2 separate regions of the Homo sapiens genome follow, and region 2 is linked to region 1. Evidence: chromatin contacts called from ENCODE Hi-C or POLR2A ChIA-PET data. All regions are on one chromosome and are shown on one strand. Each heading gives the region's core, a stretch centred on a gene start or an enhancer-like site at or near the end of the contact. The rest is flanking DNA. Distances are from core to core; before and after follow the strand shown. Region 1 has its middle 58 kb from the start of RPS23. Region 2 has its middle 200 kb from the start of MIR3977.

The links. A loop is a pair of places that touch in the nucleus more often than their neighbours do. ChIA-PET counts read pairs that join two places held with the same protein, here RNA polymerase II (POLR2A). Pooled maps may share reads with other maps.
Region 2: a loop to region 1 is called in a pooled map, with 2.4 times the contacts of the local background. The contact joins two enhancer-like sites. A Hi-C loop is called at or near these places in 3 of 168 maps with a recorded cell type or tissue (dorsolateral prefrontal cortex, gastrocnemius medialis and heart left ventricle), 1 of 37 single-sample maps with no recorded cell type and 3 of 50 pooled maps. POLR2A ChIA-PET finds 5 or more read pairs at or near these places in 1 of 52 experiments (AG04449).

The regions. Positions count from the first base shown.
Region 1 is chr5:82,333,773-82,339,755 of GRCh38, forward strand. No RefSeq gene overlaps it. Among named protein-coding and RNA genes, the nearest start is that of RPS23, 58 kb to the left of the region's middle. Within about 2 kb of position 2,244, at least 4 of the 41 ENCODE cell types and tissues checked have a DNase peak (open chromatin) inside an H3K27ac peak, as active enhancers do.
Region 2 is chr5:82,636,645-82,642,952 of GRCh38, forward strand. No RefSeq gene overlaps it. Among named protein-coding and RNA genes, the nearest start is that of MIR3977, 200 kb to the right of the region's middle. Within about 2 kb of position 4,832, at least 5 of the 41 ENCODE cell types and tissues checked have a DNase peak (open chromatin) inside an H3K27ac peak, as active enhancers do.

The sequences.
Region 1 (5,983 bases), core at 994-3,493:
ATTAATGTCAAGGTGATATCAATTATGTTGTCAGGAATTATCAAATGCCTGTGTAGCATAATAGCATCTAAATATTAGTGCACATATTAAATTAATTATGTATTGTATTAATATTCATACATTTGGTTAACATATCATGCATACTCTTGACTTCAGGCTTTGTGCCTATAAATTCATGCAGATTCCCATAGCTCTGTTGTTATATATTTTTTTAATAACTTCTTGCTGGAGCTGATTTCACAATCTCAGCATTTTTGGGGGCTTAGGAACACTAAAAATTTGATATTAGAAGTGTGAGAAAATAGACAAACCATTTAAATTAGTTTTATGGTATCTAAGACTTCAAATGCTGTGAGACAAAGCAAGCATGCAGTGTCTGTTATTAATGCTATAGAGCATTTGTCATCCTTAAAACAGACATCTGGAAGAAGTGCTGTTAAATTAATTTATTTACTCATTTATTTGTCATGTATTTAACAAATGCACCTTGAGCACCTACTATGTGCCAGATACTCTGGTAGGTGCTGAGACACGTTGGTGAGGAAATTCAAATGCAGGTCTTGCCTCAGGGTCTGGTGGGATAATCACTCACTCTTATTGAACATCACATCTCCAATTGCCTTGGAATTCTGACATTCCATGAATCTATGAGCCATTCAGTTGTATTACAGCATCGTAATCCTGGTTTACAACTTGTCAATTAGGCAGTTTGCCTACATATTTTCCTGCCTTCGGATGCCAACTGAGCTCTAAGGTTATCTCCCGCTTCTTAAAGGCTCTCCCTCTGGTTTTCTGATTTGATTTATTTATCTGTGACTTCTAAGACACTGGAGTAGGCCATGCACTGATGCCAGTATTGAGTGCCAGGAATTATGGTAAACTGCTTCTGGAGATGTTTAGGGTATGTTTCAGGAGGTCGGTGACTTTCGTTGCACCTAAGAATCTTGTCTTTCATTAGTGGATAAGATAGTAAACATAACCAACCGACATGGTAGTTAGGGTCATGCTGACTGCAAGTTTGCCTCACCTTTTGTAAGTAAGCACAGAGCCATGGATGAGTTATGCTGAGGAACTGGGTTGCAGGAACTTCTATTTACCCACAAGATAGTTTAAAACATTCAAACTGAAGTTACAATCCCCATGCTCTCTTCCTCAACGAACAGACATTCTTCTAGTGGAGACGCCAACCTGATTCCATCCAAAGCCAGTCTCATTCCTAGAATAGCTAACAACCACAGCTAAATATTTCCCAAGTAAACCCAGCTAAGAATAGTTCCTTATTTCGAGAGCTCTGACACAAGAAACTCAACACCCTGTTGGAGTCAGATAAGCTGAACTTTTTTCAAGAGCTTTGTCAAAGTGAGACTGAGGAGGATGGAGCCTGAGAAAAATCCAGACTGAGCCTTGTTAGACTTTCCACATCACCTATAAGGTGGTATCGAGTGAGGCTGCATTAGACTCAAAGTGCCTTTAGGCATGACTAGATGCTGAACTGACTGTCAGTGCCTTGGGCACCAAAAAGATTGACATTAACTCTGACCAACACTCACATTAAACATTCATTCTTAATATTTTGCAGTTCTTAAATGTTAGTACTGTCTGACATCTCTCCCACTTGTTCTACTAAAAGTTGCTGGAAAGCCGAAGCTCTGTTTTGCTTCTTTAAGCCAGAAAGACATGTTTATTTCTTAAGAGGTTCAATTTATGAGGGCTTATTATTAGTCCCAAAATATATTACTGGTTTGCCATTGATATGGTACTGGATCTCCTTTTCTTTCTTTTTTCTTTTTTTTTGAGACAGCGTCTTGCTCTGTTGCCCAGGCTGGAGTGCAGTGGCAGGATCTCGGCTCACTGGAACCTCCGTCTCCCGCATTCAAGTGATTCTCCTGCCTCAGCCTCTCAAGTAGCTGGGATTATAGGCATGATCCACCATGCCCAGCTGATTTTTGTATTTTTAGTAGAGACGAGGTTTCCCTGTGTTGGCCAGGCTGGTCTTAAACTCCTGACCTCAGGTGATCCGTCCGTCTCAGCCCCCTAAATTGCTGGGATTACAGGCGTGAGCCACCGCACCCGGCCTAGAACCCCTTTCTTAAGGACCCTGAGTGGGCAAGTATAAAAATCATCCCATTCTTATTAATGAGAAATAGAAGCTTAGATGAGTACTGACTCATGGTTCATATTTAGCAAATGACAGATCTGGGACAAGACCCCAGGTCTTTGGATTTCCTTTTGTCATGTTCCCATGACTCATGCCATGCCCACGTGCCTAAATGTCCAAGGCCTGCTCACCCCAGCTATTCTTATTCGTGTGTCTGTTTTAGATTGGCAAGGAAAAAAAGCTTTCTAACTTTTCTAGGAATGGGTCTCAACCCACAGCATAATATTTGAGGCAAATATCCTAATTTTCCCCAGTACCAAAAAAGATCATTTTTATATTTCTTATACAAGTCTCCATATCCATAAGCATGTCACAGTATTCTTTGACTAAGGCACTGACTCTATTGTTTCAGCATGGCTGCATTTGTTTAACATAAATGGTTTGCATTTAGACTGCCTTGCGCTTTCTTCTCCGGCCTAAAGTATTTCTTCCAAGCTAGAATGCTTTTTCTTCTTTGGCATCCATTAAAAATCATTGGCAACATGGCCACGTTCCAGAAACACTTCTGTAATGCCAACCACAGGAATTGATGTCTAAAAATAAGAATTGAAAAATAGGTTTAAGTTAATGCCCAGAAAGAAATATTGCCATGTGTCTTTACTGAAATTTGGTAAAATCCATACTAGAGAAAAGTGTGAAATACATGAAACCCTTATTGCTGCTTCCTGTAAAAACCTTGGCAGAGTAGTTAGTGAGAGCTCATCCTTTTTCATCTGTCTCTCTCCTATTAGCCACTTTTCATTCTTGACTTAAGGTTGTGTAAGTTCAGGAGAGATTCTTACTCTGTCTGGAACCCATAGCTGAGCAGGCTTCCTGGGAAGAAGCTGGGCTCCTCACTAACTAATGATGTCCCAGCTCTTGAAGTTTCTGTTTTCATTTGGCCATCATTTGTTGCTTCCTTTATGGAAATGATTAAACTCAGCAAATGATGAAACATGAAATCAAATAGTGTGGGCAGTTTAAAACTGGTTTGAAATACAGTGTGGAAACTAAAAAAAAAAATTAATATTAACTATCTGGGATCTACCTACTCCTTCCATCTAAAATTCCATTTCAGTTCATTCCATGAGAATAATTATACCCTGAAATAAACCATTCTTATTTGTCTTTTATAAGTCTTTACTCAGCTTTCCCCTATATTTTTCATCTTACTTCTGATTTTCAAACACACAGTCCAGTGATAAAGCCCTATACGCAGTCCAATCACTTATAACTCATGAAATGCATCATATGTTGCCAGTCCTTTATTTCTTCCTCTTTCCCTCCCTCCCTTCCTTTCCTTTTTCCTTTCCTTTGTGCACACAAACTATAAGAAATTCATAGGGCAGGCTGCTAGGAATTAGCAATAATTACAATGACTTTTTCTAGAAGATGTAAAAATAAAAATCAGGCTGGACCCAAAGATGAGACAATAGACACATTTAATTTGTAATAATGACTGACTTTTCTTTCTTATTGCATTTTCAAAGCTTTTTATGTGGTTGGAGAAGTGTCATGGACAGTCAGTCCAGAGAATAATAGGACAATTTCAAAGCTATTCTTCCTCCTCAATAGTCTATAAACCTCACGGCACTGAATTTCACAACCTAGCCCAGATTTACATTTAGATGAACAGATTCAGTAACTCCTCCGGGTTTGGGATGTGTCAGCCTTATTGGTACTTACTAAAAGGAACTTTAGTTTCTTTACTTTCTAATGTCATGACTGTGTTGTCTACTGTGGATTACTGTTGATTTATACAAACATAAAACTTATTTTGCTACAGTATAATTTTGCTCTGAGTCTTTTGGACTCATATTTTTGGTAGACCTTCTCTTGTGTGCACAAATTATGATGTCACAAAGTTATGGATTTTAAATGTTGATGGTAGCTCTTAGGATGTATTGGTATTCTTTCTTTCTTTTTTTTTTTTTGAGACAGAGTCTCACTCTGTCACTCAGGCTGGAGTGCAGTGATGTGATCTCAGCTCACTGCAACTTCCACCTCCTGGGCTCAAACTATTCTCCCACCTCAGTCTCCTGAGTAACTGGGACTACAGGCATGCGTCACCACACCTGGCTAATTTTTGTATTTTTAGTAGAGACAGGGTTTTGCCATGTTGGCTAGGCTGGTCTTGAACTCCTGGGCTCAAGTGATCCATCTACGTTGGCTTCCCAAAGTGCTGAGATTACAGGGGTGAGCCACTGTGCCTGGCCTTTTTTCAATAAGACAGTCTTAGCTTTTGTCCTAGGCGGAGACTAGACAAATCAGCTTTCAAAATGTTGAGTTTCTCTCACCAATGACATCATGCTAGGACCCATTGGATCAAAAGGAGGATTAACAAGTCTATATGGTTCATAGCCTCTTATTTTATTTTTAAAATATTTTTTACCCTATTAGACACTTATTATTTCATTTTTCAAAATGGACAAAGGCTTATATAATCTTGCCAATATGCTAAAAATAATTGTCTTTAAGATAATGAGCCAGGCATGGTGCCTCATGCCTGTAATACCAGCACTTTGGGAGGTTGAGTTGGGAGGATTGCTTGAGCATAGGAGTTAGAGACCAGCCTGGGCATCATAGTGAGACCCCATTTCTACAAATAATTTTTTAAAAAAATTAGTCAGGTCTGGTGGTGCATGCCTGGAGTCCCATATACTTGAGAGGCTGAGGTGAGAGGATTGCTCGAGCCTGGGAGGTCGAGGCTGCAGTGAGCCATGATCGTACCACTGCATTCTAGCCTGAGTGACAGAGTGAGACCCTGTCTCAAAAAAAAAAAAAAAAATCCTCCTGTATATTCTGCAAGTTTGCTCAATTCCCATGAGCTTTTCCCGTTCTTGATCATGTCATGAAAAAGATGATTTTTGCGAATCTTTCTATCTCCATGAAAATCTGTATATGTCTGCCATATGGTTTCTTATAAGCCCAGGCAAACCTCTGTAGAGCCAAGCCCTGCAAGCCTGTCTGGTTCACATGCCTCGATATGACCTTGCAGGCTCTGTTCCTTCCTTTGCTGTTGTCAGCACTTTCCCAGGGGCTGGGGAAGGTTTTGAAGCCTCTGAATGTGAAATCCTTGAAGATAATTCCAGGGTAGGAGATTATGTTGCCAAACATTTCCCAGCAGATGCAGAGCTGGGTGGTGTCCTGCAGATTTCCAAGGTGTTGTTATCGGGGCTTTCTTGAGGAGCAGCAAATCCAACTGTGGCAAAGACAAGGCACAGTTGTTTTTCCAGGGAAATCTGTCCAGCTTCCTGTGGCATGCCTGACTGTCTGGGGTCACCATGGCTACATGTGTGCTCTGGGGAGTGGAGCGCTTATGCCAGTCACAACAAGCAGTATCTGTCATGAAGGAAACACACAGAGGCCAGTTTTGATGGCTTCTTGTCTTCACTGACCATCAACATGTTTAGAATGGTTTATAAAAATTTAAAAATTAGCCAGGTGCATTGGTGCATACGTGTAGTCCCAACTACGCAGAAGGCTGAGGTGGGAGGATTCCTTGAGCCGAGGAATTCAAGGCTGCAGTGAGCTATGATCACGCCACTGCACTCCAGCCTGGGTGACAAAGTAAGACTCCATTTCTAAAAAATGAAAACAAATTTTTTAAAAAGAGAAAGGTGTATAAACCAAGAACTTAGTCTTTCAAATGAAAGTACAACACCTGTGAGTTGCTTCTAGGTTCTGAGTACTTAAAGATGATTTAGTATTTTATTATATTTGCCTGAGCCATTTTAGATCTCAAATTGGATATATTTTGAGGTCTCAGTTTATTCAGTCCAGTGCATTTGGTATTGTAGCCAGAGGCTTAGATCCCAGTCCTGGGAGAAGGTAGGAGGATGGGGA
Region 2 (6,308 bases), core at 3,582-6,081, 310 kb after region 1:
CTGTTCAGAAGGCAAGTGCAGCACCTGACCAATGGCATTACAGATCATTCAGTATGCAGGATCACAACTTTGATGCCATCTTCAATGTCTCTCTCTCCACTTTGTGTGCAATCTTCAGAGCTTATTACTCATACCTTATGTTCCTCAAAGTGCTTCCCTTCCATCTGGGCAAGTGGGACTCCTGCTCTGGGTCCCATACAGCAGAGCCTCGTGCTTAACAGTGGCCTCCTCAACTTTCTGTAAGTCTCCCTTTGGTTCCTGGAGCTGTCTGCAACTATTAGTGCTATTCCAGGAGGTGACCCAAGCCCTGTAGAGGGCCCCTATGGTACCAGCTCCCTATTTCTCCCCACAGTGCATTATCTGACCCTCATTTGCCAGGAATCAACACAATGCCCTAAGGAACTTCAGGACTTCTGAATTTGGAGTCACCTTAGGGAAGATATCACTCCTGCCAGTTAGCATGATATTTCTTTCATGAAATCATACAAGTTTGGCTACAAGAATGATGCTGATGAACTGATTTTGAGTTATTCCTACCCATGAAATACACAAGATGAATTCTGGCCTCTGGCCCAACACCAAAATGTGTGTGAGCCATGCATTGGCTTTCACTTATGCCTGTTCTGATCATGGCGCTGCAGTGGGAATGGTGGCAGCCCCCTTCTCCCTGTGTGTCTTCCACTGCTGGCACTCAGGGTGGTCCCTCCATCCATCTACAGCTTGGTGCTCCAAGTCAGAGATCTTCTGGGATGGCTGTACCTGACACATTTGAAGGCTTTCAAGATTACTGCTCTACAATGCCAACAAACCTTTCTGACTGACATCCTTTCTTGCTTGTGATCAAGGTGGAGACATTGTCTTCTCCTGAGACAGTCTTAAGCCAATGTAGATGAGGGATGTATATTTCTTGCAGGAATGGAAGAACTATTCTTGATCTGTCCATGAGCTTCTTATTTGTCTTTTCGATTGCTGTTCATGCAAAAGGAAGTTTGAAAGAAATCACATTCCAAGAATAAAATTATTATAAAGAATTCAAGAGAAAAGTATGGTTGAAGGACAAATTGTTCTACATTTATAGTATAAAATCCAAATGGTAATTTAAAATGACCAGGACACGACTTATTGCTAACATTTTCCCACAAACTAACTGAAATTTGCACCATTAACAAAGAACAGTAACAATATTTGAGATTATCATTGGAATCCATTATTCTCAGGAAGCACAATGGATGGTACAGCATCTTAAATAATGATCTAACAGCATTAAATAAATGGTGCTAGGAAACCAGTAGCAAGAAGGGCAATATTGTTTCAATATAAATAGATTCTGTCTGGGCACAGTGGCTCACGCCTGTAATCCTAGCACTTTGGGAGACTGAGGTGGGCAGATCATGAAGTCAGGAGTTCGAGACAATCCTGACCAACATGGTGAAACCCCATCCCTACTAAAAATACAAAAATTAGCCAAGCGTGGTGGCACATGCCTGTAATCCCAGCTACTCAGGAGGCTGAGGCAGGAGAATTGCTTGAACCCGGGAGGCAGAGGTTGCAGTGAGCCAAGATCACACCACTGCCCTCCAGCCTGGGCGACAGAGCGAGACTGTCTCAAAAAAAAAAAATATATAGAAAAAAGATTTTGAAGAGCTCTGGCTTTGTATTAACAATTTGCCTCCTTTTCATTATAGTGGGAGGTAAGAAATTAGGTAGGAACAATGTCTATGACAATAAAGAACATGAAGAAATGTTTCCTGAACACTACAATCTCTATATGCATTGACTAGACAATTAACAAATGTATATGTACCTCTTCAATACATGGCTATATTTCACGTAGGTCTATAAATTTTGTAAAACAGTTTTTAAAGATCGGTAGTTTACATAGAGAAGGGCCTTGCAAAAAAAAAAAAAAAAAAAAAAAAACTGCCTGTGACCCCATGCATCTTAGGAGTGGCTCTAGTCCCATATTTCTATTTTTAAATTTTCACTCTCTCTGCCTTATTACCTTTCCCTTATCCCATTGCAATACTTTTTCTAACTGGCTGGATGTTATCCTTTCTTCCCCTTATAATCTTCCTTAAACACATCTGCCTAATTGCTCTGGATGTTTTGGAGTTACTTCTATACTTTAAACTTCCACTGACTCTCCATTGTTCTCTGGTGAAGTACAGACCATTCATTCATCCTCTGCAATCTAACTACAAACCACCTTTCCTACTCCGTCTCTCAGTATGTAATGTTACCACACAGTAAGTCTGTAACGAAACTGAACCTCTGGCTGTTCTTCAACATGTCTTTCTCCTTCTCATCTTTACACATTTGCTTTTAATATTCCTGCCCCACTTCTGTCTCTCCCATTTCTCTCCATTACAATTATACCCAATCTTGAAGGCCTCAAATGCCTCCATTTTCCCAAGCCCTAAGTCAGATGTCTCCTTCTTTTCATCTACATGCTTATTTAGCTGTATCTCTTTTGCAGTTTTTTTTTTTTTTTGCCTCTTTACAAGCTGACTTAAGTGACATGAAGATGAAGGGACTTGGCCAGGGTTAGGGTTCAAATTAGTCAAATAATTGTTCATATTGGCAGAAACATATTTTTATTGCTTCCAACCATTGGCACTTAGATGATTAGTTTTATTAAAGAGAATCACAGACATTAAAGAGAACACAGACAAGACTGTGCTCTTAGTGGAAGCTGATAACAGAAATAAGCTTATGGTTTGCAAGATGAAAAGCCCAAATGCTACATTGAATAAAAACTAAGAACAAAAAAGGTCTAAAGCAAGAAGGTCTAGAAATCTTGTTAAACGCCATGCATTCACAAAGACATTTTTTCTTTTGAAAAAGAATAGAGTCAGAGGAAAGCAAGATTTCTATTTATTGCCTTTGTTGTCTTTAAAGAGCAGACCTTGCCAAAACTACAGCAGTCATGCAGATCTTGGCATCTGCAATCTCTAACAGGTTTCAGATTTCCAAAACTGACTTGAAAATCACATGTCAGCAAACTAAAGGGGCAAGGGGAAATGCTGATAGGAAACAAGTGAGTTTTATGTGCTCTTGAAATTCTATGAAAAAAATATGCTAAATGCTAATCAGAAAGCCTGCAATCTTTCATTTTCTCTTTATGACAATGATTAAGCTCATAATGTCTTTCAGAGACTTGAGCAAAGAAAACAAGCTGGAAAATCAGTGCAGTAAATGGCAAACATGCCACGGATGTGGATTAGACTGGGAACTAGAGTCAGTGAGAACATGGTATTTGAGTAACACTGTCCCTGGATTGGCAAATCTGTCTGAGATCTGTTATATTTTGAGTCTCAAAGACACTGAAACACAGATGTGGCCATAAAGGCCATATGATTAGAACAGGAAGTCTGCAGATGAAAGTTCAGATACTTCTGATTTAATCTAGGTCTAGCCCACCCCATCACAGATGAGGAAAAGATGTCTCCAGAATAGTAAAGTGACTTGCTCAAGTTAACAGCTTAGCTGGAAACAGGCCCACAATTAGCATCTAGGTCTGTTGACTCCTAGTGCTGTCTGCTCCTTCATATTGCCTCTCCCTTTAAATTCCTTTTCACTCGCTTAATGAGTATTGTTAGAGCCTAAAAGCCTGTGTATGTGTTGTGGTTATATTGCTGTCAGGAAAGGACAATTAGAAAATAGATCAAAGTTGTATTTATACTTCAACTGTGAAGAAACGCAACTTGATGGTTTAAGGACGGCCTTATGCCAACAATCAATCAGGTAAGTCTGTGATGGTGCTCTTGGGGGCTGGTGTGCTCCATGGGTCATCACACTGAGCCCTACTGAACCGCTGCTTTAACAACAGAAATTTAAATAGAGGACATTTTTATGTTTTGCAGACTTATTATGTGTGTATTTGCATATAAATATATATAATTTGCACATAATCTATAATTACAAAAACTTTTTTTTTTTTTTTGTAAAGGTCAGGACCTGATATTTTCTGAAATTGGTAGTGGTTAGGAGGTGCCTAGAAACAAAAGACTATCATCACTTAGCCAAATTGCTTTGGGGCATGGACCAAGGGGGCGTGGAAACCAGCAGGGAAATATAGATCAGATTGGGATCAAGTGAAACATTTGAGTTTTCCAGGTAAACATATCACAGGGCCTTGAAAATAAATTTTAAGAAGATAATTTTACATTGTATTTATTTGTCTGAAATGCTTTGGAACTGATCTCTAACAGGAATGCTTTCAGACCTACACAAACATATCACTTGCAAAATTTAGACTCTTATAAAACACAAAAGGTGTTTATGAAGTTGAATATAAACTGCAGAGTTATCAAAAACTATCCCCCAAGGCACGTTAGTTTTTAACTGTAAATCAGAATTCAAGGGAAGGTGTAAAACAGGGAATGCAGAGATGTTTCTTCCTTGCTCACAATGCCCCTGGAGTCCAACATCAGATCCATGCTGCAGCAAACTCTCCATCAGAAGGGCCAGCCAAGGAGGAGGGTGCTTTACTATATGAATAGACCAGACTGTCTCAAAGAGATTAGCCCATGCCAGTAACAGTTCTTAGACTAAATCGCTCTATTTCAGAAGTTCTTTCTAAAACCCTTATTTCTGAATCAAAAACATGCCCTTTTATTAATTTGTATCCGTGTTCTCCTGAAATAGGAACAATTGACAAAAACCATGGTCAAGGATTGCCATGTAACACTGACTTCAATCAAGCATAGGTTCGGGAGGGTGTGTTTCATATGAATTTCTTTTCATTAGGTCATATAGCTAACATTAGATGCTAGAAAAGTCTGCAGCTCCCATAGAGGAGGGAGATGTGAAAATCTGGTGCTGGCAATGATGGCAACTTGCCATTCTGACAGAATTGCACAATCAGCTTCCAGGACACGTTTCACCAGTTTATTTTAGGAACCAGTGAGCTACACTAGAGGGCAGACTAACCTAGACCTTTTTATTCCCTTCCAATGAGAGTCTAATCCATTGTGTCTGACATGAAGCATTACAGAAATAGAATCCTACAAGTGAATAAAACTGTGACACTGTTTCATTATCGTTGATGAGGATTGTGCCTCAGATGGTTTCTCCTTATTTAACTTTGTACTGAGGGCATTTAATATCTTAAATACTTAATTTAGAGAAGGTTTAAGGAAAACAAAACAAAAAGCCTGTGAAAATAGTGGAGGGTGTACGATTATTACAGCTATGTTATTGCAAAGACAAGCATCACTGTGAGAGTGTGATAATGACCAGGAACACACAGAAACCTTCTCCAGAGGAACATGAAATCTATAAGACATTGTCACAGTGAGATAAATTAGATCCATAATGGCAATTTTTGCTTAGTATGGTGCTTTGTAATTTCTCATTTTTAAAACTATGAAATCTCATTTTCTTTTCTTTTGTGTGACTGTGAAGCAGTCTAAGGGTCAAGAGGACAAGCTGTGTGGAAATGGGTTATCCTGGAAATAAATTCAGCATTGCTCTAGCTGGGATTGTCCTATACCACCTTGGAATCTTTAGTCCTTTTAGTGATTTTAGGATGTGGTGGAGGAGAGGGGTATGGAATTTTCAGGATTGTCATTGGGCATAGATGTTGTCATGAAACTGGTTGATTGACACAACTGCCCACTAGTCATTCTTTTAAATTATCCAACTCACGGGTGTAAGAAATAAATATTTTTCATAGCTAGTGTATTAATCAAGATTCTTCAGCGATAAAACCAATAGTATATTTATTTATTTATTCATTCATTTTAAAGAATTGGCTGATGTGATTATGGAGACTGAGAAGTCCCAAGATAGTAGTAGTCAGCAAGCTGGAGACCCAGAGAGTCAATGGTATAATTCCAGTCTGAGTTCAGAGGCCTGAGAACCAGGAGAACTGGTGGTGCAAGTTCCAGTCTGAATTAGTTTAAACGCAATAGAAGATCCGTATCCTAGTTCAAAGACAGTTAGGCAGAGAGAGCATGCAAATTCTCCCTTACTCAAAGGATTGGGTGAGGCCCACCCATATTGGGTAGGGCAATCTACTTTACTCAGTCTACCAATTCAAATGTTAGTTTCATACAGAAGCATCCCACAGACACAACCAGAACAGTGTTTGACCAATTATCTGGGCACGTAATGGCCTAGTCAAGTTGACACATTAAATTAGCCATCACAGTTAATATCTTGTTTGTGTTTACTTTGTGCTTACAGATTATAAATCACTTTCATAAACATTATCTCTTTGTCCTCACTACAAGCTAGGTAGGGCAAATTTTCATTAACGTTATCACAAGGGGTTATTATGCATAAGTAATTATTAAGACACTGAA